Linked DNA regions of Mus musculus: all the other regions are linked to region 1. The links are chromatin loops, found by intact Hi-C in ENCODE. Cell type or tissue: heart. All regions are shown on one strand.

Region 1 (2,500 bases):
TGCTAAGTGTTAAACATGTGCACTGTAGAGCCAGTCTCTGATGCTTCTGAGCTGGGAAGACTTGGGTTAGCCGCCTACGGAGCTCTTCAAGGAGGGCCTTGTGATGGAATCAAAGAGAATACATATGCACACGCAGCACCGACAATAGTGCCGCTACTTAAGAAGCACACAAGTACTGCTTCTAGTACTGTAGTACCCAAAACTGAGCTGTTTGGGACAGGAAAAGGGGGCTTTGGTAATAGAGCTAAGCGCAAATCCAAGGTTCATAAGCAGCCATGAGCAGCAAGTGTAGTCAGTTAAAACGTTCATCAGTCTTCCCTATCTGGCTGCCCCTTGCACCAGGTGTGTTGCCTAGTGGGATTCACATCTTCAACACCCTAGAAGACGCAATCACGGCCCTCCACCCGGATGCAACAGTGTTTGCCTGTGCCACTCCCAGGCTTTAAGTAAAGCCTTGATGGGCACCGCTGCCAAGAGACACAACGTGCTTCGTGCGGACAGCAGCGCTGACTACACAGACAACCGTTTCTACAAGTGGCCCCGATCTTGCTACCTCCACCTCGGATCCTCCTCCTCCTGGTCCACCGGGCAGCACCTGCAACTTCCGAACAAGGCAGGCTGCCCACCGCGTGCAGCACACCCTCCTCGCCTCGAGGCCAGCCGCAGGACCCCCGGCACCGTCCGACCCGGCCCCAGGACTCACCCCTCGTGGCCCGTAGGCCAGGATACCAAGCGAAACCCACCTGCTGTAGGTACTGGTTAATGGTGATGTGCGCCATAGCGGCGGCCGCGGGTGTTGAGTGCCTCACTTCCGGCGCAGGTCCGTTTCCGCTCCTTGTCCCCACACGGTAACCTCTGCACGTTGGTTCCGGAGCGGGTGAAGGTGGAGCGAGCCGAGCCGAGCCGAGCCGAGCCGGTGGTGAGAGCACTTCTTTGGGGGCAGCTGTCAGCGCGGTCGCCGGGACGCCTCGGGTGCGGCGGGGGCGCGCGCGAGGGCGGAGGACTGACGTGGAGGAGTTCCCAACCGACTTGGGAACGTGTCCCTGGTCACGTCGGTGTGCTAGCGACCCGATTCCTCGCACCCCTCTCCCATGAGGGTGACCCGATCCCCAACCCTCCGTGTGCAGAGGCGCTCCTGACTCTCCCGGAACCAAAGTCCAGAGCCCACTGGGAAGGCGTCCCGCGCACTCCTAGGATGTGTTCCTGAGTCCTCCCACATCTCACACTGGGGCACCCCAGATAAATGGGTGCAGAGCATCCCGTCCCCAACCCCTCGGCGCGCTAGCGCACGGAGCAGCATCCCTGAGCATCCTAGGTGTAAGGTGATCCAGGAGGCAAGGTTGCCGGGTGCTTTTATCCACTCAAGTCCTCGCCGGGGTGTCCTCGTCACGGCCCTCGACGTGACGTGGGGCGGCGAGCTCCGGAGCCCTCGGTGCAGGTGTCACGGCGCCCTCTCGCGAGCATTCGTTGTAGAACGCCTGCGAGTCCCCGAGCCCTCCTTGGGCGGAGTTCGCGCATAGGAGGAGGAGCCGGATCGTTCCGGTGCGCGCCGCGGCGGTTGGGCCTCGGGCGCGCGGACCCGGCCGCGAGCAGAAAGAGGAGGAGCCGAGCGCTCACGGGCGGAGCCCGACAGCAGCAGGAGGAGGAGCCGGGCGCGCACGGAGCGGGCGCAGGGCAGGAGGAGGAGCCGGGCGGCGCGGGGCGGGGCGGCGTCCGGCCCAGCCATGGCGGACGAGGGCCCTCGGAAGGGCAGCGTCTCGGCTCTCATGGGCCGCACCAACGGCCTCACCAAGCCCGCGGCGTTGGCCGGTGGCCCCGCCAAGCCGGGGGGCACGGGAGGCTCCAGGAAGCTGGTCATCAAGAACTTCCGAGGTGGGTGCGCTCCGGTGAGGAGCGAACGGGGCGGCCGGCGGGTCGCGCGCTCGGACAGGGCCTCCTGGGGCTGCCCGGCAGGCCCTGTCCCCGCGCCCCGGCCCGCCTGGTTCCCGCACTGTCCCGTCTCGGCGCCGCAACCCGACTTGTCCCTGCACCTCACGCTCCGCCACGTCCCCGCGCCCCAGCTGGCCCCGATCCCGCACCTCCTGGCTAGCCCGGCCGGGCCCTGCCTCGGTGCCCCGGCCTGTGCTGTCCCCGCGCGGCCGTTGACCCTCTCTCCCCCACAGACAGGCCGCGGCTGCCTGACAACTACACTCAGGACACGTGGCGGAAGCTTCACGAAGCGGTCAAGGCCATCCAGAGCAGCACATCCATCAGGTACAACCTGGAGGAGCTGTACCAGGTGAGCGGCGGCGAGGGCCTGCGAGCACCTGGCTGGGTTCCTCCTCCAGCAGCCACCGGGGCCAACGCTAGGGAGGCCCGCCCGTCCGCCCGCCCGCCCGGGGAGAAGCTGCGGCCCGAGCCTTCCCTAGCGGAAGCCGCGAAACCCTGGGTCAGCAGGTGTTTCTATGGATCGCCGCCCTGGATTAGTGCTGTGTGTTGAGGCTTAGACCAGGCTGCTTAG
Region 2 (2,500 bases), 130 kb before region 1:
CGGTCCCGCCCTGTTCTTCTGAGTCGCATTCTCCTAACCCCACCAGAGGCCACTTCCTCTCCATCACTCATTAGTTATCTTCCTCTGTAACTGCCATCCAGTGTGATAGTCACTGACCACGTGTGGCCGCTTAAAGTTAAAATGGAAGAAAACAAAGTAGTTGTTTCTGCTCACACATGGCTAGGGGCTGCCACACTGGGCAGCTGCAGTCTGTGACACGTGTCATGTAACCAGCACATGCCTGGCGTTCAGAGGCAAGGGCAGTGACTGTCCTGGTCTTTTGTTCAAGAGGAAGAAGAGCTGCCATCACCCTGCTAGAGTCTGTGCCATTGTACCATGCGGTAACTCGGGGAGGCACAAATAGTGGCTCTTGGTGGCCTTCCCCAGGCCCTTCCTCCACCCTGTCACACAGTGCCATTAGCTGCTATTCAGGGAGTTGACAGTGGCTGAGAGGGAGCCAGTGTGTCAGAATACTACTTGTTAATCCAAAGTAGAAGGGGTGCCTGAGGAGAAAGATCTTGGCAGCCTTGGGCAGCCCTCAGGGAGGACACTAACAAGTGCCCTGAAGCCACAATGGAGACAGTGAGTGGCAACTCCCCCACTACACACACACACACACACACACACACACACACGCATGTGCACATGCAACAATTTCTTTGTGAGGTGTGATGAGTTCTTTCTGAGCACAGATTGATTTGACAGAGCTCACAGGAGCTTTTGACAGAGAGACCAGGGAAAGTGAGGGCAGAGGCTCCTGAGCCAAGATGGCTGTGAGTTGGGTATATTCACACCATTTTTGACATCAGAGGCTCTGATTCTTCTCCAATGTTCAGAGAGGGGCTGGTTGTGCCCAGTGGCTGCTGCTGACCTGTGGGTTCCATCAGTCTCCCTGTCCTCCAGAGCCAGGAGTACTTTGATCATTGAGTGTTTGAGTCCCTCTGCCCTCCACCAGCGCATAGCATGCACCTGTGCCCCAGGGAGCCTTGGGGCTGGGGACACCGGCCCAGAGCCAGGCATAAGTAATACTATGCACAGGTGGGAGGAGCCCACCCTGTTCTGTGACCCCATCCCTGTTCCTGCCCAGAAGGACCAGGTCCCATGTGTTTCAGGAAAGTCTAATAAAACTGTGAGTCTGCTGGCTGACTCCAGGCATCCTCAGCCAATGCTAAAACAAACAAACAAACAAACAAACAAACAAAATCTGAACCCACAGGAGCCAACCAGGCAGCCTAGGGAAGATGGGTAACCTCGGGAATATGGCCTTATTGTCCTGGCGCTGCCCTTGTGCACTTACTGGGCCCTCACAAACTGTCCCTTTATGCTCTCTGGGCAGTCAGCTGTGAGGCCTGGGCACCTGGTAGGAGGAGCCCAGAGGGTAGTTAATGACCCACCTCCAGTGCCCTCCTGAATGTGCAGCTTCATACTGACCACACGAGGGCGCCATTAGTCAAACCATTGTCAAGTCAGGTTTACTGTGAGCCCCATGGCTCCTCTGTCTGGCCTGGTTTCACTTACTCCCCCTCCCCCACCCCTTCCATCCTTATAACTCCTTTGTAAATCTTGTACACTGTATTCCAACACCTGCTTTTAAATACCAGTGTCACTAAGACAGTGACACTTGGGTAGGACGAGACATTACACAATCAAGGGGACATGTCCCACTGGCAAGAGAGGTTCCATCTGTGGTGAACCTATCCTGAGACCCCTGGGCCTCTGGTCAGCTCACTCCAGCTGCCTCTCTCCAGGCCCCCACCCCCTCTGCTGATCTCACATGCCTGTTCCCTTCATCCAGGCACCACAGGGGAACATGTCGCCTTGACCAGCCCTCTACCAACCACTGGGATGCCAGTGTTCATGGATTCAGGTCGTGGGTTCTTAGTGCTGGTTGCTGTACCCCAGCCCCAACACCCGCTCACTCTTGCTGCTGGCCCTTGAGTGTTTACTGTTACCCATGATGCACCTACTGATGAGAACTATAAGGGCTAACTTCTCCTGGGCAGATGATGTCGATGACAAGCCAAGAAAGGTCCATCCAAGTCCGTCTTTTCAAAGTCATGCATTGTCTGGGTTTCTTACATGTTCATGGGTTACCCCCGAACAGCTGCACCACAGTAAAGGCAACCCCAAACCATGTAGAGCCAGACAGGATTATGTGCAGGGAGGCGGGTAGGAGCGGGGTGCCTAGAATCTCAGGTGGAGTCCAGTGACTCCCCCCACCCACTCCTTCTATGAGGGGATAGTAGGTCTGAGCTTGTGAGTACTCACAGGTGTTCTGATTTAAAGAGGGAAGCAACCACGCCATGCCCAGAGGACATAGCATGAGTTCTTGTAGGGCCTTTCTCACTGATGTCACAGGGCTTGGGGTATTTGACCTCTGCTGCCCCAAACCAATGTGAGATGGAGTAGGGCCTCCTGATGCCCCTACTGGGTCCAATGAGAAGATCCTGCTGAGCTAGGTCTTTGCGGAATTATGACCCAGCTGGGCATTTATGTCTGT
Region 3 (2,500 bases), 210 kb before region 1:
GAGAGGAGCTTGGGGACCAGAGAGTATGTCTGTATGTCTACAGAACGGTCCTGTGTCCGACCAGATGCAGTACTCCTCACAGCAGACAGGTGGCTGTGTCCCTTTCCTTCAGAAATTAAACCCACTTCCCACTTCCGGTTACCTTTAATAGTCAACTTGACCCAATCTAGAATCACTGGTGAAGAATGCCGCTATGAGGGATTGTCTAGATCAGATTTGCTATGGGCATGCCTATGGGAGATGTCTTGATGCTAAATGATGAAGAAGACCAAATCCAACAGTGGGTGGGCTCCATCCCCTGTGTCTGGGCCCTGAATGGTACACATGGGCAGAGAGGCAGAGCGGATACAACTAACTGCTTCAGGTACCCGCTGTGACTTCCCTACAGGATGGACAGTGTGCCCTGGAAGAAAGCCAAATAAACACCTGTGGTTTTAATTTCCAAAGCCTACTTTTAATGATGGTTCTCAAATGCTTTAACCTCCCTTTTAGCCCACCACCCACCAGAGGTAGTGAAAAGAAAGGACGTGGGGTAAGTGGACCTGTTTAGAAGTGGTTCTTTGGAGCAAATCCCATCTGCGTTGTCAGGAAATCAGCAGTTCAGTTCACAGGTTGGCAGCGGCTTCTTGATCCATTCACAAACTCTTCACAGATACACCAGCAGTCCAGTTCAGTAGTGTTGGGACAGCAGTAGGGGCACGACCTAGCAGAAACAGCCAGGCCTCAGTCAAATTGGCATGAGTCAGCAGGACGAACCAGCAGCAACACCAGGAGATGTTCTTGGCTGTGCCTCCTCTCTCAGCGAAGTAAGAATCATCAAAGAAGCAAGATCAACAGGCGTTGCACAACTAGCTCTATAAGCAAGCCCAGCTCAGCGCCCGATGATGTCGTTCCCCCCCTTGCTCCCCACTGTCTGTGGAGTCCTATTTATCTCTGAGGATGTCCTCTGCTTACCAGAGGAGCCGGGTGGAGGGATGTAGGGAGTGTGGGTGCCATCCTGGGTCTATCTACCAGGTACCCTCCACTATAAGCTGCTTTAACCCAAAGTGCTCACTAGGGGGCAGAGTAACCACAGCCAGCCACTGCTTCCGCATTGGACGAGACTGGTTTTTGGGAATCTCCCTAAGAATGTTTGTGCACATCTCTGAAGATGCAGTCATCCATGTACGGGCGCCAAACCCAGGCTTCTCACACAGGATTTTGTGGAGAAAAGTGAAATGAACCTTATCTCTGCACTCAGTCTGTGTATGCTTGCATGCCACTCACAGAGCTGACAGCTATACAGCCATCCCTCAGCCACAGAGCCAGGGCTAGAGGGACCCACCTGCCAAGTGCAAAGACTTAGACTGGGGGAGGGGGGAGGGGGACACTGAGGGGCAGGCTGCAGTCTGAGGTGCTCAATGTTCAGTGCCCAGGTTCCACCTGCCTGGGTTTCCAGTTTCTTCCCCTGGGAAGGAAATGACACAGCCCCCAATGAGGCCTGTGGTAGCCTCAGCTGTGCAGTGAGCCAGCATGGACCTTCTGGAAGTTTCCTTCACCGGTGTGTGGGAGGCACTGTGGTGGAGTGAAGAGTCTGCTAAGGGCTACAGGGCTATGTGTAGGGTTGCTTAGGAACGGGGAAGAGAAGGATGGCGGATGGGGGATGGTGCGTGGCTATAATCCAAGGGTCAGAAGACCACTCAGTTTTTATTCTTTCTGCCTCTCCCAGACAAGGAGGCTGGAGGAAGGCTAAATCGGCATGGGCAGGTGTGGTCAGTCAGGTTTGGGGCAACTAGGAAGATGGAAGCAGCCAGTGTTTTTCTCAGCCAGCGTTCAGGGGTGTTGACTGGTTGGGCCAGGGGCACTTTAAGTGGGCTTTGCCATCAACAGTGACCTTGTGTCTGTCATTCCTTCCTGAGAGAACAGACTGGTGTTCTGCTCTGGACCCTGATCTTTGTCCATTTTGTTTGTTGAAGTTTTAGAGTTTTCAATGGCTGTGCTGAAAGCTCATTGCCCCGTTCCCTACCCACACTTTGCTGTGAATGGCTGGAATCTTGCTCTGACTAGATCCAAGACCCTCCTACGTATGTCCCAAGATCCCCCAGTATGTGTGTCTAAGATTCTGCTTCTTCCCTTCAGGACTCCATGTCCGACCCCCGGGGACATAACTACCACACACACAAGGCATAGAACAGCCTTGGTAGCCAGCCCTCTGCTGTAGCTTTCTTCCGAGCCCCGTGCTGATACGCATGCTTTATCTCTGGGAATAAACACCATAAGCAAGTCCTGCCAACAGACGCTGGTACATCGGGTCCTGTTTCATGCTGAGGTCCCAGAGGCAGGCAGAGATCTGTGCCTGTTCTCCAGTCCCTCAAGACTCCTCTGAGAGGAAAGCAAACCTGAGGTTACCTGGAGGTCACAGTTTCCTCTGAAGCAGAGGAACCGGCAGGACAATGAACTTTGTTCTCTTGGGGAACGAGCTCGCCAGGGACCTGGAAGCTGGATATACTGACAGTTGCCT

Evidence for each region. Peaks named below come from ENCODE experiments on the same cell type or tissue, not always from the same donor. Only the 100,000 strongest peaks of a DNase experiment are listed, where the experiment ranks them.
Region 2: it touches region 1 in a loop (2.2-fold over the local background); 13 of 42 quality-filtered maps call a loop at or near these places.
Region 3: a loop joins it to region 1, with 5 times the contacts of the local background. A loop is called at or near these places in 10 of 42 quality-filtered maps.

Annotation. Positions count from the first base shown.
Region 1 is chr8:13,104,032-13,106,531 of GRCm38, forward strand. It overlaps Pcid2 (PCI domain containing 2), which reads right to left and starts at 1,312. Exons shown (of 14, transcript NM_178708.3): 1 at 744-1,312. The coding sequence starts at 779. Cul4a (cullin 4A) reads left to right here and starts at 1,592. Exons shown (of 20, transcript NM_146207.3): 1 at 1,592-1,872; 2 at 2,163-2,278. The coding sequence starts at 1,725. In heart, a CTCF peak has its summit at 1,443; DNase peaks (open chromatin) are centred at 840 and 1,630; H3K4me3 peaks cover 2,500 bases; H3K27ac peaks cover 2,460 bases.
Region 2 is chr8:12,977,493-12,979,992 of GRCm38, forward strand. All of the region lies in intron 3 of Mcf2l (mcf.2 transforming sequence-like), which reads left to right. Among named protein-coding and RNA genes, the nearest start is that of Gm38671, 31 kb to the left of the region's middle. In heart, a CTCF peak has its summit at 1,433 (motif pointing right); no DNase peak of the experiment used is centred here; H3K27me3 peaks cover 386 bases.
Region 3 is chr8:12,895,637-12,898,136 of GRCm38, forward strand. It overlaps a transcript of Mcf2l not described here. Among named protein-coding and RNA genes, the nearest start is that of Gm15353, 13 kb to the left of the region's middle. In heart, CTCF peaks have their summits at 75 and 1,055 (motif pointing right); DNase peaks (open chromatin) are centred at 1,074, 1,575 and 2,355; H3K27ac peaks cover 760 bases; H3K27me3 peaks cover 324 bases.